Regions from separate parts of the Homo sapiens genome. Here region 2 is linked to region 1. The links are chromatin loops, found by intact Hi-C in ENCODE. Cell type or tissue: heart right ventricle. All regions are shown on one strand.

Region 1 (8,000 bases):
AATTGATTGAACAGGGCCATAGGTTTACTTCCCTGGGCCAATTAATTTGGTATCTCTGAAGGTAGGTGTTGGGGAGTCAGAATCATTTTTTTCACAGTTCCCCAGACAATTCTAATACACAGCTTGGGCTGAGGCTGAGTACCACAGATCTAGGAAGCTGCTACTTATAGAACCAAGGGAAATGCACTTTAGCAAAATAAAGACTCCTTCTAGGAAGCAGATAATCCCCTCATTCATCTATTCTGCAAATCCAGATTTTTAAAAAGCTCTTGATGCTGATATAATATCCTCCATTACCAAAACCTCTGGGTCACAGGCTCTTTTGAAATCAATGCCTCCTGATTAAAAAATTACAAGAGCCTCTTACAGATTGGGCACAGCACACTATGTTGATGCTTGGAAAGAGGGGAGCCGATGAGAAGGAGAACTCTCCTTACCTTTCTCCTGAGAGAAGGTGGATCTGAGGCCCCCAAACTGCCTTTGTGATTGAAAAAAAAAATCCTAAGCAGAACATCTGTGTGCAAACCCACCTAGCAGTGGACACCATCATCATTTGGCTGCTGAACTGTTCTGCCATGTAAGGCCAAAGGTCAATCCCTTGGCTTAATCAAATCCTTTCCTATGAAAGAAATATGCCCCACAAATAAATGCCAAATATATCTAATACGCTATGAGGATGTGAAGGAAAACAGCACTTACAGACTATAAAAATGACCAATGACATGTTGCAGTAAAATAACTTATGCAAAGGATTTTAACGTTCCAGTGCTTGGAGACTCTCCGAGCTGCCAAAAAGCCCTTTTTTAAATTCCAAAAACCTCTTTATCATTTGCTCCAAAACGGAGCAGGCCTTGCTTCAGGTTAATAGATTATTTTTGAAATGTAGAAGTAGTAATAATAATAGTGGTAGTAGTACTTGATACCATTTTCTGAGTGCCTATCATGTTTTAGGTAAGCAAGAACTGGGTTCACACTCTGGTGGTCACCAGGTCTGTGGCCTCGGCTCAGTGGCTTAACCACTCAGGTTTCCTCATTTGTACCATGAGGATATAAATAATACCTCCTCCCAGAGCTGTTTTCAGTCTCTGCTGGCCCATTGCTCTGCTCTACAGATGAAGTCACACCCTCGCAATCATGGTTCTCACTGGATGCTCAATGTTTGTAGAGGTTTTAAGTGGTTTCATTGATTTCATTAAACAACATTGCTGGATTTAACAGAACAAATATCCTGTAATTATGTTAGCTAATATCTTTTTTGGATACAGTGGTCAAGTTTCAGAGGACACGTTGGACCTATGAGTCATACTATAATGAGAAACACCTGGTATCCTTAGGTATTCTATGTCAACCCCTAGTTTGGCTCAAATTCAGATCACTGCCCTTTGAGATTTTGTCTAGTCCAGGGGTCAGCATATCTGGCTAGCATCTTGTTTTTGCAAATAAAGTCTGTTTATATATAGTCAATGGCTGTTTGTGTGCTACAACAGCAGAGCTGAATAGTTGCAACAGAAATAGTGCAGTCCATGAAGCTTAAAATATTTACTATCTGACCATTTACAAAAATGTCTGCCAATCCCTCCCTGGTCTAGTCTGCTGTTTGCCAGTACACATCACAAAAGAACTTGTTTGAACTTCAGAGGTAAGAAGAGCAAGCTCTTTAGGGTAACTCATCCCCTTACTGGTTTGCATGTGGACGCCAGTGCCTTCTGCACAGTGGGAAGTGTGATTTGAACTAGTGCCTCTTGAAATATCTTCTTTCGGATGGTGCTGCTGTCATAATCATATTGCTGTCAATAAAGAAACATATGTTAAATAGTAACATTACAATCTGTTGACTTATGTTTACTCAAAAAACTCAGCCACCCACTTCACCTCTCTTTTCCTCCTAATGTCTGAGAACTCTTGTATTTCCAAGGCCTCAGAGATCTTTCCATGTAATTCCCTCACACTGCAGGCACAGGTTATAACTGATAATGACCCATCTCACTCTTACCTTTTACAGGTATGGAAACTGAGGCAAGATCAAAACAGAATGGTGAGTTCTGCATTATAAAGAAGTTGGGGATAGAACTGGGGGGTGAGTTTGTATTTTATTACTCCTGTCCCAGGTAGGTCCATGGAAACCATGATCATCTATTACTCCACATCTTCAAACCAGGGTCAGTGGGTTGTAATGATTTGAACAAGGGAAGAGAAGGCCTGGCTAGTGGCTCCATTAACACTGTGACATGTTAACCAAAGAAGTTCAGTATCCAGAACAAGAAAGATGACGATTCTGTCTGTTCTGCATTGGACATCCCAACATGGAGACCAGGATTTAATTGTGGATCTCACTTCAAGGGGATCACAGATAAATAAGAGTATAGTCATAGGCAGCGAGAAGAATGGTCAGGCCAAGTGAAGAATAGTTAAAGAGATGAAGGTGTTTATACTGGAGATAATAAGTTAGGGCAAGTTATAACTCTATTCAAACAACCAAAGGCTGCCACGTGGAAGAAGGTTATGAATGAAGGGGGTAGAACTGGAATAACCAGTGGTGAGAACTTTGGCCTAACATGAGAAAGCATGTTCTTGCTGTCAAGAACTAAAATGGGCTATCCTGAGAGGTAGAAAGTATCCTGCCAGTGCAGGTGTCGGAGCACTAGTGGGACCACCCCTTGAGGGAACCTGCTGAACACTGAATATGAAGTTGAACTAAAGGCACTCAAAATCTCTTTGAAACCTGAGGTCCTAATATTTCAACACCTTTCTACATTTTTTCTTCCTTTCTTTCTGTACGCTAAAGCATTTGACACTGACACTATCTTTTTTTTTTTAGTTGCATTGCAATTTCATCATTATGTGTGTTATCATGAGCAATATTGGTGTTTTTTTTTTTGTTTTTTTGTTTTTTGTTTTTTGAGATAGAGTCTCACTCTGCCACCCAGAGCTGGAGTATAGTGGCACAATCTCCGCTCACTGCAAGCTCCACCTCCCAGGTTCACGCCATTCTCCTGTCTCAGCCTCCCGAGTAGCTAGGACTACAGGTGCCCACCACCACACCCGGCTAGTTTTTTGTATTTTTAGTAGAGACGGGGTTTCACCGTGTTAGCCAGGATGGTCTCGATCTCCTGACCTCGTGATCTGCCCGCCTCGGCCTCCCAAAGTGCTGGGATTACAGGCGTGAGCCACTGTGCCCGGCCCCAATATTGTTTTTAATATCAATGATTTAGTTGCTAGAGTTTCCTCTTGCCTGTGAGGCATCAAGATCAAGTCTGAAATTCAGAGACCACCCCTAGGCTCTGTGGGACTTTGATCTTCTGTTCCAAGGCAATGTTTAGGGGAACTAGAAGGCAGTAAAAAAAATTAGTGGACTAGGTGTATGATCGTTTATCCTTAAGCTCACCATTGATCAGCCTGTTGAGCTTAATTAAGTCACATTAGCTTTTACAGAATCAGTTCCTCATCTGTACAATGGGGGAATATTCTAGTTAATGCACAAGTTCTTGTGGGGATCAGGTAAGAGGCTTTAAAATATAACATATATGTGAAAGCTCCTATTATTAAAACTATTTTAATAAACACTCTGAAGTACATTTAAAACAATTTCATATGGTAGATTTCTTTTCTTTGGAGTATTTCCTTTGCCATGAGGTTCTGATTTTTCAAAATCAATAAATTATTCGCCAGTTTAATGGATTTTACTATATTGTAACCTCTTTGAAGAAAGAGGCTGTGCCTTGCCTACTTTTACATCCCATGCAGTGCTTATAGTGGACAGCTAATACGTGTTTGTCGAGTTGGATCTCTATGAAGGCTGGGACGCGGGGCCTGTAGCTGTGGGTAATGATGCTGAGGACCAGCAGTGGCCGCTAGATGGCAGAAGAGGCATGGAAGTCACACTGGAGAAACTGCAGCGGACTGACAGTCACTGGACTTGGGAGAGAAAGGAGTGGGGAAAGATTAGAGCCAAGGAGAGAACTTGGTATTTTCCACTTTACAAAAGAAACAGGGGTCACGTTCTCTTTTTATGCTTCCCACAAACAAGAGAACGGTTTTACCTTTAAGACTCGGAGTTTAACCTTCTCAATGGCAACTGCAGTTTTGGAGGCCTCTCCTTGGAGATGTGGGGAAAGCAACTGCTCAAAAGTGAACACTGCATTCTCCATTAGCTAGAAACCAGAAGCGACACAGAAACAGACAACAGTCAGGGGCTGGGATCACCACCCACAGGCCTGGCTAAGTGGGACTGCAGAGTAGGGGCCATCAGAGATGAGTCCCCTCGGCTGCTATTCGGTGGGGGTACCCAAGGCAACATCACCCCATCACCAGGGCTGTGAAACAAATGGTCACGTGGTCACAGTGGGAGCAGGAAGAAGTTGGAAAACCCAAGGCCATGGGACTGAGCAAGCATTCTGTCATCTCCCGTGGGCACTCCTATTCTTTGATACCTGCAGCCACTGATTAAGGGATGAGGCTGGAGCCTTCTTCAACTAGTTTTTGGTGGCACCTCCACTTTAAGTAGATGTAAACCGCTCCACAGCTTATCTCTCCCTCTCTCTGCAGGGCTGGGAAGAGAGGCAGGGTCAGGGATGGGTGGGGACAGTGGCTGACATGTTCATGGGTCAGAAAGCAGAAGTAGTTCAGGTATCTTATTCTCTGCACCTTTGCCTGTGTTCCCGTCACCAGGGTCCAGTATTACGAAAGAGACTTCTGCTAAACTGTTGCCCAATTTTGTTCCTCGTTCCTCTTTCATCCCTCACAACTCAAGGGTTAGTTAGCTAAAATGTATCACTTAATCCTGCCCATAACCTTTATGAAAAAAAAAGTTCTCCTTTCTTCCCCAAGCCCGTGGTCCCAAAGCATCCAATATATACCTTTTTTTTTTTTTTTTTTTTTGAGACACGGTTTCACTTTGTCATCCAGGCTGGAGTAGTGCAGTGGCACACTCTTGGTTCACTGCAACCTCTGCCTCCAGGGTTCAAGCGAGTCTCGTGCTTCAGCCTCCAAGTAGCTGGGACTACAGGTGTGCACCACCATGCCCAGCTAATTTTTTTGTATTTTTAGTAGAGATGGGGTTTCACCATGTTGGCCAGGCTGGTCTTAAACTCCTGACTTCAAGTGATCCACCCGCCTCGGTCTCCCAAAATGCTGGGATTACAGGCGTGAGCCACTGTGCCTGGCCACAATATATACCTTTATCATACCTTCAACATTGTAGTGAATTTATCTAAGAATTTGTCTCACTCAAGCTCCCTGAAGTGGGATCTGGTACAGTGTCCGGCCCACAGTAATCTCTCCTCAGAATATCTGTGTGAAATGGCATGGTGTCCTTTAGAGCTTTGGTGACCGTACCCCTTATTCATTTAGGAAACACTATAATACGGAAGGAGTTTGTGCTATTCATTCCTGTTACTGGGGAAAAGGTTCCTTATGAAAAAAAAAAAAAAGAAACCTGTCAAGTAGACTCAAGAAATTCAAATATGAAGCTGTGATTGATTGATTGGTTTACTCTTAATTACGTTAGGGAATTAATTTAAGCCAGTGGCTCTCAATCCTGGCTGCATATTAGAAACAGTAGGAATCAGGGTAGGGAAGTTCTATCAAAAAGTAGCCATATAGGCTGGGTGTGGTGGCTTATGCCTGTAATCCCAGCACTTTGGGAGGCCGAGGTGGGCAGTTCACTTGAGGTCAAGAGTTTGAGACCAGCCTGGCCAACACAGTAAAAACCCCATCTCTACTAAAAATACAAAAATTAGCCAGACATGGTGGCACATGCCTGTAGTCCCAGCTACTCAGGAAGTTGAGGCAAGACAATCACTTGAACCCGGGAGGCAAAGGTTGCATGCAGTGAGCCAAGATCATGCCACTGCACGCCAGCCTGGACATCAGTATTTCCCCCAGGTGATTCCAATGTGTAGCCAAGGTTACAGCACTGATTTGACAAATCAAGTAGTTATCAATTAATGCTACTTTATTTTTCTGAGCTATGTCTTGTCTATGATGTTCATCCACATGGATGGAAGATGAAGCCAGTGGAGGGACAGAACGTGTCCTCCCGCAACATGATGGCTAAAGAGACGCGACGTATTTCCCTGAGCTACACTAGCAGCTGGTCTCACTGGCCAGCACCCATTTCTCTGCTCTCTCTTTACCCTCATCCACCACGGATGCCCCTGCCACACCCACCTCCTGCATGTAGTTCTGTGTCCTCTGAACCACCAGATCAATGTGGGGGAATCTGAAGCGGCTCTTGAGATCCTGCAGGCGCTCGTGAAGCAGGTTGACTTTAGTATAACAAGGTTCCATCTTCACGGAATGCAGCGGAAGATTCATAAGCCGGTCTAGATGCTGCATTTTGGTGAAGGGAAACATTAAACACCCTCAGAATGAGGAGCGGTATTGCATATATATTGCATATTACATACATTCTAAGCAATCAAATGCAAGTTGTTAAAGTGAATCACTACTTGGATCCCTACATCTGTGACACCTTCAACTGTCTTATTTTCCTCCTGCAGTGGGTTCCTAGGGTAGCTGTAATGCTAGGACAGAAACCAGCAGAAACACCAACTGGATGAGAGGAAGACCCAGCGGTGCACCCACGGGGACTCCAGTCTTTGTAAGCTGTTGATGGACTCTAATCTCCCACTTCCAGAGCTCAAGAACCAGACAGGTAGGCTCTGATACGTGGTTGCTGCTGGGCCCCCAGGCTTCCAAAATCTTCTTTAGTGAGTGACACTCCTCTCAAAAAACGCCAGGGAGGTCAGGATGCTCCCTGGACTCCTGGACTTTGGAAGGGAAGCCAGAGTTCCTCACAATTCTATGAGGATCTGCCAGGGCCCACAGGGCTTCTCTCTGCTATAGGTTGCTTTAGGTGCTAGTGGATGGGAAGTGGATAGGCAGAGCCCTGTACTGGGAGAGGTATCCAGTTTGAAGAACTGGGGTCCCTCCTACTCTAGTTTGCACTCAGTCAATGAGGCCATTGGGCTTCCAGCATCATACCTCACCTGCTAAAGCCCTAAAGTGTTATCAACAAATGTTGTTGCAACAGAATGCATTCTGTTTTCCAAGCTTAGTTTAAAATCATTTTTTAAAGGAAATACTGGAGGTTTAAAATAAACAGGGGAATGGGTGGAGCAGAAGAAGGCAGAAAGAAAGGTTCTGAAAATGGAGGCTCTAGAGAGAACTGGGGAGTGAGGCAGGTTACATATGAATAATATAAGATGCACTGTCCGACTTTCAGCTCACGCAGAAGAGATAATCTAGATTTCTAGATTTCTCTAAACAGGAATTTTAAGAGGGCCCACTCTCATTATGCTTTAAAGGGAAAATACTGCTCCCTTTATGAAGTGAGTTATGGAGAGGTCCACTGAAGTGAAGTAAGGATCAAAAGCATGCTGTGGAACTTGCAGCTCCTCACCAAATGGAATGTGTCTATTTTTAAAAAATATCAATTAAGCAGACAGAAGAGGAAAAATGGGTTCCCACTTTGCTCCTATCAGATTGGCAAAAGTTTAATCAAATGATAACACCTATAGCTGATAGCAGTATGGGGGAGAAAGCCCTTATCATACACAATTAGTGGAAATGTAAAATTTAAATCCTTTTTTTTGAAATGCAATGGAAACATTTTTTAACATGAGAAATGTACTTTCAACCTGGCTATCTTGTCTTAGGAGAATATACTATAGAAATAAATACATCAGGGTATATGTGTGTGTATATATATATATACACATATATATGTGTGTGTGTATATATATATACACATATATATGTGTGTGTGTATATATATATACATATATATGTGTATACATAAAAATATTAATTTATTATGCTTTATTCATAATGCCAGCAATATTGAGATGAATGAATAAATCATGGTGTATCCATACATGAAACATCATGCAGCCATTACAAAGAAAGATTTAGAGCTAAAACAGTTACCTTGGAAACAGTTTCATGGGGTATTTTTGGAAGAGAAACTGATAAGCAGAGTAATGTATAAAATATAATCC
Region 2 (8,000 bases), 360 kb after region 1:
TGAATGTAAATGTTGATTTGTAATACTAGTGATGAAATAGTTCTGTTTATACTATGCTTTATTTTGTGCTTTTTAAAATTCATTTTCTTTATTGCATTCTTAGGACAAGAAAGAGAGAAAAACCCCAGCAAGTTCTACTAGTTCATCTTCTATAAGATCAGTTTCATCAGAAAAGAGAAAACTGGTGAGTGTCTAGATATAACTAACTAAAAGTTATTTATGCTAAAGTTTTAATCGACAGTGTTTGTGATATAAATTCCTCCTATACTTTTTGATAGCCAATAGAAAGTCAGTGTTGTTTTCTTTCTTCTACTCACCAAACCATTTATCAAGTTTTATTATTTCTTGTACTGTTAGGCCCTACCATGTGGGATTAGACAACTGTCATGGCTATAAATTTAGACAGTTCTTAAGTCCTCTCACATATATATGGTTTTATATATATATATTTTTTTTGAGACAGAGTCTTACTCTGTTGCCCCAGGCTGGAGTGCAGTGGTGCCACCTTGGCTCACTGCAACCTCTACCTCCTGTGTTCAAGCGATTCTCCTGCCTCAGGCTCCTTAGTAGCTGGGATTACAGGCGTGCACCACCAGGCTCAGCTAATTTTTGTATTTTTAGTAGAGAAAGGGTTTTACCTTGTTGACCAGGATGGTCTCAAACTCCTGACCTCAAGTGATCTGCCCGCCTCAGCCTCCCAGAGGTTATATTTGTCTCCTTTTGAGGTAGCCAAGGCAGATACATTGTTTGCATTTTCAGATTCAGAAATCGAAGTCTAGAAGGTTAAGTGACTTTTCCAAGGCCACAAAACTGTGTACAGCAACAGAGCCAAGTCCAGAGTTCTTTCCACTGTCATACAAATAGTTAGAAACAGTGACAGCAGATTAAACACAATACGCTAATCCATAGGTTAGTGGTAATGTACTTAGAACATTCAGGTTGAAGTTATGTACATATCCAGGATAGCTACATAGTTGTGGTGGGTATAAGATAAGGTAGTGGAAGTTCCAGGGATGCAGAATTATGTTTTAAGAATTTACTTGTTTTCATATAATTAAGCTGCGGTTTCTATTTATTTTTGCAATATTAACCTTCTTGAAACACCGATTTCATCCCATTTCTCCTCTGCTGAAAATCTTTACTCACTATTTGCCATTCAGGGCTCTCTCAAATTTGTTCATACCTTAACTATCCAGTTTTCTTTTTTTTGTTGTTTTCCCTTCTTCCTTGAAAGAGGCCCTCTTGCCTTTCGCTAGGCTGGTTTATTTTCTTTCTGCTGAATTTATACCAGTTATCCTCAGTTTCTCAGAATGCCTTCTTTTACTCGTCTTTCAAGCTTTATTATTTATTGTTATTTTGTCCACCTGTTTTCCTAGGTACTTTTCCTCTTTAGGTGGTTGGTATTTTGAACTGTTTTAGCACTTTTTGACTCTTCTGCTTTGACACTTACTTACATCATTATAGTAGGTTATTTGTACATGTTCTACTTCTCGTCTTTATTATTTTATGTAAAACTATAAGCTCTAAGCTCTTTAGGACATGGATTATATTTTATGTCTCTCTTACCTTTCTTGTGCTTGGCCCAGTTTCCTCAGAGTACGTAGAGAGATAGGATGGTAGCGTAGAGAGAGTCAGACAGATCTATTTACAGATGACAGATGACTGCTCTGCTGTGGACTTGCTCTGTGACTTTAAGGAAGATGCCTACCTCTGTTTGAGTTTTGTGAAACGGGGATGATGATAATATCCATCTCACCGGATTACTGGAAAGATTAAGTAAAAGTATTGTGTCAGCCTATTCACTATCATAAACTGTGGAAAAAAATATGTACCAGTGCACAATTTATGTGTCCTTTTTTTATTTATTTCAGAAATCAGATCATACAGATGTTCTGTACTATAATATAAAAAGAAGACAAGGACTGAAAAGGTAAATTTCTCCTTTTTCTTTTTACTGTTTTGGTTTAGAATTATGAGACTAAATATTTGGATTTAAAAATTTTTTTTATTTACTTTGAAGAGGACTGCTTTGCATGCAAATATCTCTAGCTATATAACTGATTATGATTATAGAATTGTCTTAATATTAACTATATTTAAGAAAAAGTTGAGTGAAATAAAAATCTATGAAAACTATTGTGTAAATGACACTCAAATGTGCATTTTAATCTCAAGTGATTTGATTTTGGCACATGATTGTAACATGCGTAACTTCATTACATACACTAGTGAAGTAAGTTATGAGGCTAATTTAGAGATTTTGGATAAATCATTTTCATATATTACCCGTGAAGAGAGTATGTATCTTATAGAATTGATATGGCTTTAAAACCGTGTTGATTAACCAGTATGTGATTATAGCTAGAGAACTTGGGGAATGATGGTTGGAATAATGGAAATTATTATTCTTTAATTTCTGCACTTTTTGGATAAAAATTTCAGTGAAATTTTGGTGCAGAAAGTACTTGCTGCTAATGGGGATAAATAAGTATACAAAGTTATAACGTGTGATAAAACTTGGTAAGATCAAGGTTTCTCCAAAAATAAGAAGTTAAGGGAAAACAAGTAAGATGGCATTAAATATTACAAATAAAAGCTCTGCTTCCCAAACAATCTCAGTTAGTGTTTGCTAAAAACAAAAAAATTCAACTCGCCTCTGTCTTTTGTTCACTTTTTCTTCTGAATCATCTCCTGATACTTTGCTTCTGTGTTATTCTCTGTTGAAGTATATTCTTGCACTAATTTCATATTATGTTGACTATCCCTTGCTACATTTTTTGAACCATTTTAATGCCTTTTACACTGATATCCTTTTTTTTTTTTTTTTTAAATTTTAAGTTCTAAAACACTATTTGACTTTAAACTAGTTACCTTTTGTTTAAGGACACATTTTTTGGCCCTTGATATTATATCAATATATACAAGAGGGTAAAATATAAAATGTTTTATAAAAATCTCCGTATTAATTCAGCTCTAGAGAAGTTTCTGAAATTGGTGTGCAAACAGTGAAAGCCATAATACAGATGAAAAATTAGAGATAATTTTATCATTTGGAAAGGCGGTTACAGTGCACCATTACTGTAATTCCTGTTCCATGATTTGAATACATAGAAATGTATTAGCAGTAAAAATATAAGCAAGAAGCTGGGCACAATGGGTCATACCTGTATTCCCAGCACTTTGGGAGGCCGAGGTGGGAGGAAGGCTTGAGGCCAGGAGTTTGAGACCAGCCTGGGCGATGTAGTGAGACCCCATCTCTACACACACAATTTTTTTTTCAGAACTTAAATGCTAACTTCAGCCCAGGATTAATTTTTTTTTTTTTTTACAGCTAAACTAAAAATTACTACATGGGAACATCAATGCAACACACAAGTAAAATTTGTAAACTCAAGGCACAAACTTATAGTTAATGAGTTAATGATCATGGTAAGGGACATTGCCAAAGAGCTATTGATGCCTCAGTGAAGTCTGAAAGAAACTGCCTTCTCTGAAGGCAGAGAAGAAATATGCAAGCAATTCTGCTTCAAAGAAATTTGCACAGAAAGAGAAAATGCTAGAGCCGTTACCATAAGTGAAATTGCAAAGCCTCAGCATGTTCAACTCAATCCACAAAGCACCAAATGTTAAATTGGAGCCAAGGTAGAATTTGAACATTCAATTTTCAGCTTTGCAACTCTCAGAGCACAACAGTTTCAGGTGTGGAAACCAACTGTAGGCAAGCTCTTTTAAAAACCTGAATTTTATACACCGTAAATTCTAAAACAGAGCAGACACTTCTGCGTTATTGTTCCAGTTTCTGAAGGGCACCACAAGGCATCAGGGTCTCTTTCAAAGTCACTGGCTGCAACAATTCTGTCTTCCTAACTTTGGTAGCCCCCTCTGGTGGTTCTCTAGCCTTTGTACGCACTGAGGCACACCACTGTTTGTACAATGACTTCTGACATTAAATCCTGTCATGGCCTAAGTAGCATGAAGCAGCTGTTCCCTGGGTACCTCATGTCTCCTTGGCATGGGAGGTTTCCCAGTGACTTCTTCGTGCCCCCATTCAGGAGAGCCTCCAGAGCTCTCGGCACAAAGGGCCCCTAACTCTGGGTCCCACACAGGAGGCCACATCTGGAAGCTCTATTCCTCTAGCTCCCTCTGCTGGAAACCAAAGTGACAGTTTGTTGCAAAGACCTGTAGAAACAGATTATGTATAAACTCATTCTTGTACGCATTTACTTAATTTAGAACCTGGGACTTTTTAACAGTCGTTGTCCAGACCTTTTATGGTGGGTGATGGACTATGCAGCAGTGCTGAAGGAGCACTGTTTCTTTCTATAGGACTATAGGAAGAAAAGGATTAGTATACATAATTGTGTACATCAAGACAAATTTATAATAAAAAAAGAAAGATGAAGGGCCCAGAAACCTGCATTTTATTGACACTGTCATTTTCCACAGGGAATCTTAGGCAGACGTCACCTGTTTTCTTTTAAGTAATGAGAGAAGCCCACTTGTATTCCTGAATCATTTTTTGAGAAAAGCACCAGAGACGATTGACAGTCACACTTTTTAAAATAAAACAGTGACTACCTCTAGCCTACATCTCCCCACCCTCATCTACCTGCCCAATGGTTGTCAGTTCCCCTAAAGTCACCGTCTCCTTCTATTCTGGTATTACCATTAGAATTGAAATTTTCAAACAGGAAAAAAAAAAAAGTCTAGTTACAAATGAGTGCATGGCATCCCGAATGAAGCCCTTTGACTGTGATTTCTAATTTTCTGTTCAATCCATACTGCACAGATACAAGGATGAACCACCATTTTGGTTCCCAAGTTTTATTCAAGAATTCGTATAAAATATTCCACATAAGTGAATTTTAATCCTCGTCTTCCTCCTCTTGTTTGTTCTGGTTAATTTGGAAGTAACGTAATTCATAACCCCTTTTGCTGTTAGCAGTTACGCACGTCCAATCACGTAGATTGTTCTTCTTCAAATATTTCTTATTTCAAATACCTTTTGGGAAGAGGCATCTCGGAAGTCATGGTGATCTTGCCCTTGCTCCTTTTGATCACAACCCCTCCAATGACATTCCTAGCTTTTCTGCTCACTTTGATCCTCTCTTGCAAAAACTGCTCAAAATTGGCAGCATCCATGATCCGTCTTCTATGGGGTGGGTGCAATCAAGAGTGAACTTCAGAACCTGCTTCTTTTTTTTTTGCCCCCCTTTACCACAAGGTTTTTCATGGATGCCATGGTGGCAGTGAAGGCAGAAAGGGCATTTTTTTTTTCTGTTGCCTAGGCTGGAGTGCAGTGGCACAGTCTCGGCTCACTGCAGCCTCCAACTCTTGGGCTCAAGTGATCCTCCCACTTCAGCCTCCCAAGTAAGTAGCTGGGACTACAGGCGCATGCCACCACTGCACTTCAGCCTGGGTGATAGATTGAGACTCTGTCAAACCAACAAAGACATACCTACATTCATGCATGCATATATGATGAAAACTCAGGTGAAACTCCTATAAAAACTCTGTTTATGGTTTGCTCTTACATAATTAATTATTTGAGAAGTCACTTGTTAAATGTGTCTCTCTTGCTGGGCTGTAACCTAATTAAGGGTAAAGACTCTATCTGCTGTGTCCTCTACTGCCTCTTGGGTGCCTACCAGAGTGATGGCACTGAAAAGGCACACATTTACTGATATAAATTAATAGATTGTGTTTGACATTTTTCCCCTTTTTTTCTCACTACAAAGTAATATCTACTTTTATTAAGCAGGAAAATATAATTATCACCTCTAGCTATTGCTGTTTCTAACATTTTAGCACCTTTCTGGCCTTTTTACTATGCTTGTTTAAGATGTTGAGACCATATTATATGTACAGATTTGTATCCTGCTTGTTTTTGATTTTCAATATGTTTTATGTCACTGAAGACTTTTCATAAACATCCTTTTAAAAAACTGTGATATTCCGTCATATGAATATGTCACTTTTTAAAGTCATTTCCAAAATTTTAGCAGTTACTTTGTACCTGATTGTTTTGCTATTATAAGTAATCCTGAATTAAATATCTTTTAATATTTTTTTCATGTGTGATTTTCTTCACCTTGGTATGGTTTCTAAAATGAGAATTTCAGATGTAAAAAAATGACCATTTTTAGAGTTTTTAATTTATATTCACATTTCTTTGTGGGACTGTTATGTTGTTTTACATTTCTACCAGCAACATGTGAGAGTGTCCATTTTACAACCCCTTGCGAGTATTTGATGTTATTGTAAAATCTTTGCTAATTTGATAGAAGAAAATGGTATGGGCCAGCTGCGGTGGCTCACACCTGTAATCCCAGCACTTTGGGAGGCCGAGGTGGGCAGATCACGAGGTCAAATCGAGACCATCCTGGCCAACATGATGAAACCCCGTCTCTACTAAAATACAAAAAACTAGCCGGGCGTGGTGGTGTGTGCCTGTAGTCCCAGCTACTTGGGAGGCTGAGGCAGGGGAATCGCTTGAACCTGGGAGGCGGAGGTTGTGGTGAGCCAAGATTGCACCACTGCAGTCCAGCCTGGCGACAAAGCGAGACTCCGTCTCAAAAAAAAAAAAAAAAAAAGAAGAAAATGGTATGTTATTGTTATTATTAGCATGTCTGTGATTGCTAGAGAAGTCAAACTTTTTAAAAATGTTTATTAGCTGTTTTCTTTTATTAATTTTCTGTTTATGCCCTATTCTAGAATCTTAGTAGTTTTTGGTGAGCTTTTTATCTACTAAGGCTAGTAAGCTTATTAACATTATTTTGCTAGAAGTTAGTACATCTAACAAATACCATTTCCTAGTTCTTTAAATTTTTATTAATTTTTAATACGCTAAAGTTTTAAAGTAAATAGTCACATATTATCAGTGTTATCCTTTGTTATTTCTCCCACTGTTTTTAAGTTTGGGAAGTTCTCTATTAAGAAATCAGGTTGGGCGTAGTGGCTCATGCCTGTAGCCTCAGCACACTGGGGAGGCTAAGGTGGGCAGATTGCTTGAGCCCAGGAGTTCGACCAGCCTGGGCAACATGGTGAAACCCTGTCTCTACCAAAAAAAAAAAAAAAAAAAAATACAAAAATTAGCCAGATGTGGTAGTGTGCATCTGTAGTGCCAGCTACTCAGGAGGCTGAGGCAGGAGGATCTCTTGAGCCTGATATGTTGAGTTTGGAGTGAGCCAAGATCGCGCCACTGCACTCCAGCCTGGTGACAAAGTGAGGCGCTGTCTCAAAAAAAGAAAAAGAGAAATCGGATAGGCCGGGGTACAGTGGCTCACACCTGTAATCCCAGCACCTTGGGAGGCCGAGGCAAGTGGATTGCTTGAGCCCAGGAGTTTGAGACCAGCCTGGGCAACATAGCAAAACCTTGTCACTACAAAAAAATTACAAAAATTAGCTAGGCATTGTGGCATGCTCCTGTAGTCCCAGTTACGTGGTAGTCTGGGAGGTAGAAGGATTTCCTGAGCCTGGGAGGTTGAAGCTGCAGTGAGCCATGTTTGCATCACTGCACTCTAGCCTAGGCAACAGAGTGAGAACCCGTCTCAAAAAAAATGAAATCACACATACGTTCTGTTTTTCCTCACTGGTTTTTAAGGGTTTAATATGAAGCACAAAATTATTATGATAATAATAATTATTTTACACTTAAGCATTTAGTCCATTTGGAATTTATGTTGTTTGTTACTATTTAAAGTTGTAATTTTTTTTTCCAAATAGCAAACTAATTATTCTAACACCATTAAGTGAGTAATCCTTTCCACTTCATTCTTAATGTAGCTATTTCTACTTTTTATGAAGCTTAATGTCAGCCCAATTCTGTTATTCTAACTAAAATGATAGAGTGCAACATTATGTATAATTATAATGTAACCTAGGTTTCTGTGCTGTTTTACAGATTGAGTGTAGAAATTGACACTCTCAGAAGGAGACCAAAAATCGGTTCTTCATCCCAAAGACCTATTAAACTCAAAGAAGCATCATATTCAAATGAT

What was found. A loop is a pair of places that touch in the nucleus more often than their neighbours do. Peaks named below come from ENCODE experiments on the same cell type or tissue, not always from the same donor. Only the 100,000 strongest peaks of a DNase experiment are listed, where the experiment ranks them.
Region 2: a loop joins it to region 1, with 2.5 times the contacts of the local background. A loop is called at or near these places in 68 of 110 quality-filtered maps.

Annotation. Positions count from the first base shown.
Region 1 is chr1:184,801,906-184,809,905 of GRCh38, forward strand. NIBAN1 (niban apoptosis regulator 1) reads right to left here. Exons shown (of 14, transcript NM_052966.4): 10 at 6,169-6,330; 11 at 4,041-4,151; 12 at 1,680-1,787. Among named protein-coding and RNA genes, the nearest start is that of EDEM3, 51 kb to the left of the region's middle. In heart right ventricle, a CTCF peak has its summit at 3,852 (motif pointing right); a DNase peak (open chromatin) is centred at 3,856; H3K27ac peaks cover 732 bases.
Region 2 is chr1:185,166,469-185,174,468 of GRCh38, forward strand. SWT1 (SWT1 RNA endoribonuclease homolog) reads left to right here. Exons shown (of 19, transcript NM_017673.7): 3 at 104-184; 4 at 1,872-1,930; 5 at 7,904-8,000. It also overlaps the pseudogene RPL22P24. Among named protein-coding and RNA genes, the nearest start is that of SWT1, 13 kb to the left of the region's middle. In heart right ventricle, a CTCF peak has its summit at 4,127 (motif pointing left); a DNase peak (open chromatin) is centred at 3,985.